2 separate regions of the Homo sapiens genome follow, and region 1 is linked to region 2. The links are chromatin loops, found by intact Hi-C in ENCODE. Cell type or tissue: endothelial cell of umbilical vein. All regions are shown on one strand. Each heading gives the region's core, and the rest is flanking DNA. Links, peaks and the distances in the headings are about the cores only.

Region 1 (2,920 bases), core at 105-2,604, 180 kb after region 2:
CCACATTAAGCACTGTGGATCACGACAGGAAAAAGGTTGGAGCAGTGCTTTTCACTACTTTGTATCAATCCAGGCTACAATCTTCATTTAATATAAATAATTTATGGATTTATGACATTACAATCCTGCATTGTTTCAAGACTGACATTTTTTCCTAAGGAAGGAAATAATCATCTAAGACCACGAAAAAAGGCTGTTTTTTGTTTTTTTTTTTTTTTTTTTTTTTGAGACGGGGTCTGGCTGTGTTGCCCTGACTGGAGTTCAGTGGTGCAAACACAGCTCTCTCCACAACCTCTTGGGCCCAAGTGATACTCCCACCTCTGCCTTACAAAATACAGGGATTACTGGTGTGAGCCACTGTGTCTGGCCAGAAAAGGCATTTTTGAGAAAGCAAATCGTATACCTTATTAACAAAATAGAATATATATATATTGCTTATCTGAAATGCTTGAAACCAGAATTGTTTTGCATTTTTTGAATATTTGTATACACATAATGAGACCTTGGGGATGGGACCCAAGTCTGAACGTGGAATTCACCTGTGTTTCGTGTATATGCCTCATACACATAATTTTGTGCATGAAACAGAGTTTTTGTATAAGAAGATACACTGCAGCTGAAGAGGGCTGGGTTTTTTTTTCTCTTAGGGTCGCTGCATAAACTGTTGTATGCCTGGTGCTTTGCGACTTGTCACACGAGGTCACGTGTGGAATTTTCCACTTCTGGCATCACGTCAGTGCTCAGAAATTTTCTGATCTCAGAGCATTTCAATTAGGGATGCTCAAACGCAACTGTTTCTACTTCCCCATTTCAGGTGTGAGATGTAACCCACCTTGACCATAAATTGGCTTTTCATAGTGCTCAGATGTTTCATAATTCTTCCCCCAAAATAATGAAGTTTGCAGTTTAACAACTTTTTTTTTGAGAGGGGGGGTCTGGCTCTGTAGCGCAGGCTGGAGTGCAGCGGTGCCATCTTGACTCATTGCAGCCTCCGCCTGCCAGGATTCAAGCAATTCTCCTGCCTCAGGCTCCCGAGTAGCTGGGATTACAGACACCCACCACGACGCCCGACTAATTTTTGTATTTTTAGTAGAGGAGACGGGGTTTCTCCATGTTGGCCAGGCTGGTCTCAAACTGACCTCAAGTGATCTGCCCACCTCGGCCTCCCAAAGTAAAAAGTACTAGAATTATAGGCATGAGCCATTGCGCCCAGCCAATTTAATAATTTTTTTAGACGTATTATTTTGGGCTGGGCTGTGGCTAATCTTGAAGCAGTGACTTCCTATTTTTTGGCTCAGACCCATTTGGGAAGCTGTGAACCTGAGATAAGGAAGTCTGAAAGTACTAGCCGGCAGCCGACCGTTTCTATTCCTTTCGAAGTTAAGGAGACAGCAAAGGAGCTCCCAGGAATTAGGGATCCAGTTATAAATTGCACTTAACTCAAAATAGTGCCAGTGAGAATGTGAAGGAATCTTCTGGAAATGAAACCCCACAGCTCAACAAAAGCAAGTTTGGTTTATTTGAATGGTTTCATTAAATAAGTCTACAAAGGTAACAAACTGAAGCACAAAGCGCAATCTTACAAGAAGCGCAACACCCAGAGTTAGTGCAAAATGTACAATTAACGGCTGCTGAGAAACCCCCAAAGTTTGAATTTTTATTTTTATTTTTAACAGTGTACATTGTTAAATAATGTAAGGAAAACATTTATAATTCAGAAAGTTTTTAATGTGGAAAAAGATACTCAAAGTGTACTATTAACACAAAAATAATTTAAACAGTTCAGTAGCACTAGTTCATTCCTCTAGGCTTGTTATTTCATACACAGGAGGATGAAATCAACAGTAAATAACACCAGTTCTGACTTTTTTTGTGTATGAGTGAAAAGATGTCAAAATTATTATTAAACCCAAATAACAAATGATAATGTGCTGCATGAGGCTCCACTGCTCCTCTGGTATAAAGTATGTTTCACTCTTGGGTGGCCCCTTTCTCAGCTACTCAGCCCCTTGTTGGTTCTATCCTTACTCTCTCCACAAGAAATACAAGCAGAGAATAAATAAATCATTTTAAAGCAGGGGTGGAAGCCCTTGCCCTTTTCCTTTCTACCTTTTAAAAACCTTCAGCTCTCATTTGCATATTTAGGGCCGTAGACCAACTTACTTACTTACTAAGGGAAGCAGGGCCCTTAAGGAATGAACAGGGTACAGGAGCCTCCAGCCTCTTTCTGTGGTAGTGGTGGTGGTGGTGGTGATTCCCAGAATATGCCATTGACGTGGGTAAAAGGTTGGAAATATTTTCAGTTTCCCAACTAAGAGTCAAGAAGCACCCCAAAATTAAGAGTCCTAGCTTCTTTCTTTGTCTTCAGAGATAACAAAGATCCTAAACATAGCCAGTTAGGACAGTATTTCCGGAAAGCTCTGAAAATAATTAATAACTACCCATTACAAGGAGGCATAGCACTGAATAACACTGATTGGTTGCAGTTATTACTTACGGGGAGTATTATTTATTTGAAAATGTGAACATATTAGTTGTACTTCTAGAAATAAAGGTGGCACAATAGATTATGATCCTGCAACCATTTGGACATCATAAAGGAAATGAGTAGGAATAAGTATTCTTTCCTAGAATGATTAATTCAGATGTGGAAAGATAGATAGATTAACTTTCCACAAAATGTAGTACCCCAAGCTGAGAAATGCATGGTACATGTGCAACAAGAGGAAAGCAATCCAAACAGTTTTTCTGAGAGCAATTTTCTCCATCTGTGACTTTTCACTATCAGGTTCCCCAACTTGAAAACTAGCCCCCCACCCCCTTCTCTTTATGTTCAGTTTCTTCTAGGTCACGTCTGTTCAAGCCTAGCTCAAATAAGAAAGGTTTATATGACAGTCACTGGCCAGGCATCACGTTTGTT
Region 2 (2,920 bases), core at 287-2,786:
CTTGCCCAGTGTCACACACCATTGTACCTGAACCCATTACCATCTCTGGTAATAGTAGTGTGCTCAGAAAATGTCACCTTGTCAAAATGGAAATGAAGGACAAATGATGTAATTTAAAAAGGAGAGGAAGGGCCAGGCACGGTGGCTCACGTCCGTAATCCTAGCATTTGGGAAGCCAAGACCAGCGAATCACTTGAGGTCAGGAGTTCGAGACCAGCCTGACCAATACAGTGAAACCCCATTTCTACTAAAAATACAAAATTAGCCCAGGTGTGGTGGCACACGTCTGTAATCCCAGCTATTTGGGAGGCTGAGGCAGGAGAATCACTTGAACCCAGGTGGCGGAGGTTGAGGTGAGCTGAGATCGCACCACTGCACTCCAGCCTGGGCGATAGAGCGAGACTCTGTTGCCAAAAAAAAAAAAGAGAGAGAAGGAATAACTTAAATAAATAAGGTATGCAACTGTTCTCATCTTCCAAAATTGCTACAAAAGACAAACTAAGAATTTCTTTTTCTTTTTTGGCCGGGTGTGGTGGCTCATGCCTGTTGTCCCAGCACTTTGGGAGGCCGAGCCGGGAGGATCACTTGAGGTCAAGAGTTTGAGACCAGCCTGGCCAACAAGGTGAAACCTCATCTCTATTAAAAATACAAAAATTAGCCAGGCATGGTGGCAGGCACCTGTAGTCCCAGCTACTCAGGAGGCCGAGGCAGAAGAATTGCTTGAACCCGGGACGCGGAGGTTGCGGTGAGCTGAGATTGCACCACTGCACCCCAGCCTGGGCGACAGAGCCACACTATGTCTCAAAAAAAAAAAAAATTTCTTTTTAAATTCCTATTCATTTTCTATGTTTTTCTATATATATATATATATATATATATATAGAAAAATATATATATTTATATAGAAAAATATACATTTATATATAGAAAAATATATATTTATATATAAATAAATACACATAAACATATATATATGTTTCTTTTTTTCTTTAATCTCCTCTGCTTATACCTTCTATCTGCCAGTAATACTGACAAACTGACAAGCAGTCCTCAGATATGCTAGTTAGATTCAGAATTCCCTAGCCTAGAACATATTCAAATATTAGCACTTTTAACCTCAAAGATTTTTGCAAACCTAACACGATAGCAGTTGTACTAATACGGTTTGTTGATTAAAATACAGACAAAAAACTAGTAGGCTGCAATAATGTTTTAAAACAAAGTTGTATTTTATTAATCACAATAGCATACCAGCATTTAAGTAAGTAGGAGCACATACTGAAATATATTATTTAGTTGGCCTATAGACAATGTTTGGTATGCATATGGATTGAAGACCCAAAAATTCCACAGCCAACTTAGGTATCCTCTGCTAGCGGACTGAAAACCAAAGTTGGGGCCTCAAATGTTGGTGTATAACAGAATCACCTGTCAAGCCCTCAGCACTAACCAAGTCTTGCCTGTAATTCAGCATTTGTCCAAGAGATGTCCCCACTCTTCTAACAGTCAAATGAAAGGAGCTACAGCGAAATAATACAAAAGCTAAGAATAAGCGGTCAAACAACAATGTGATTTGAGTACAAACAGAAAATACAATGCTTCATTGAAATCTTACTTTTTACCTCTCGGCTTTTGGGGGGGAGAATTATTTACCTGCCAGCTACAAAATCATGTTAATAAAGAAAACGTAAAACTAATTACAAATGTTACTACTAATAGCTACAAATGCCATTTTAATGCTATCTTATTTCATCAAATCTAAGATGCCACTGATTATAAGACACACCACTGTTGTACATGCTGAAAAGAAATAGTGGAAATGCCTCCAAATAAATCATGACACAAAACTTTATCATAAATTTAGGGTTTTGTTTGTTTGTTTTTGAGGCAGAGTGTCACTCTGCACGCTGGAGTGCAGTGGTGCAATCCTGGCTCACTGCAACCTCCGCCTCCTGGGTTGAAGCAATTACCATGTGCCAGCCTCACAAAGAGCTGGGATTACAGGCGTGCACCACCACACTCAGCTAATTTTTGTATTTTTAGTAGAGACAGGGTTTTGCCATATTGCCCAGGCTGGTCTCGAACTCCTGGCCTCAGGCGATCCGCCCGCCTTGGCCTCCCAAAGTGCTGGGATTACAGACGTGAGCCATTGCACCCGCCCTAGAATTTTTACTTAATACTGATTGCAAGAGTTAGTTTTTTTAAACTTATTTAAACAGAGTTTAATCACATACCATCATAAACTGTTTTCATAACTTTCTCCATACCGGGTAATTTTGTTTCAATGCTGATTCACAGAATATTTATGCAGAAACACTGAACAACAAAGTTAACATGGGAAATGCCAACAATGCTCATACCTCAGCTGAAATGATGACAAAATGAATGGACATGATTATATTTGTGAATACACGGGCAAACAAATATACCAGGACTGCTGCTTTGCTGATATAGACTGTTAACATGACACCAAGTGTTAACACTTAACTCAATTTCATTGTTAAAACAGGGAAAGTTGTGACTTTTAGAATTGATTAAATGTGGGCCGGGCGCGGTGGCTCACGCCTATAATCCCAGCATATTAGGAGGCCGAGGCGGGCGGATCACGAGGTCAGGAGTTCAAGACCAGCCTGACCAACATGGTGAAACCTCGTCTCTACTAAAAACAGAAAAATTAGCTGGGCCTGGTGATGGGTGCCTGTAATCCCAGCTACTCGGGAGGCTGAAGCAGGAGAATCGCTTGAACCCAGGGGGCGCAGGTTGCAGTGAGCCGAGATCGCACCATTGCACTCCAGCCTGGGCAACAGAGCGAGACTCCGTCTCAAAAAAAAAAAAAAAGAATTGATTAAATGCCACTTTTTTTTAAAAGATGGACAATAATTCAATAACTAATGAAATTTCTGGATACCCTAGCATTGCC

The links. A loop is a pair of places that touch in the nucleus more often than their neighbours do. Peaks named below come from ENCODE experiments on the same cell type or tissue, not always from the same donor. Only the 100,000 strongest peaks of a DNase experiment are listed, where the experiment ranks them.
Region 1: it touches region 2 in a loop (5-fold over the local background); 6 of 110 quality-filtered maps call a loop at or near these places.

What each region holds. Positions count from the first base shown.
Region 1 is chr12:910,029-912,948 of GRCh38, reverse strand. WNK1 (WNK lysine deficient protein kinase 1) reads right to left here. Exons shown (of 28, transcript NM_018979.4): 28 at 1,497-2,920. It overlaps RAD52 (RAD52 DNA repair protein), which reads left to right. Exons shown (of 12, transcript NM_134424.4): 12 at 1-1,213. Among named protein-coding and RNA genes, the nearest start is that of RAD52, 38 kb to the left of the region's middle. In endothelial cell of umbilical vein, for the core only: no CTCF peak of the experiment used is centred there; a DNase peak (open chromatin) is centred at 1,308; H3K27ac peaks cover 293 bases.
Region 2 is chr12:1,091,920-1,094,839 of GRCh38, reverse strand. The region is part of intron 3 of ERC1 (ELKS/RAB6-interacting/CAST family member 1); the gene reads right to left. Among named protein-coding and RNA genes, the nearest start is that of ERC1, 100 kb to the right of the region's middle. In endothelial cell of umbilical vein, for the core only: a CTCF peak has its summit at 1,491; a DNase peak (open chromatin) is centred at 1,479.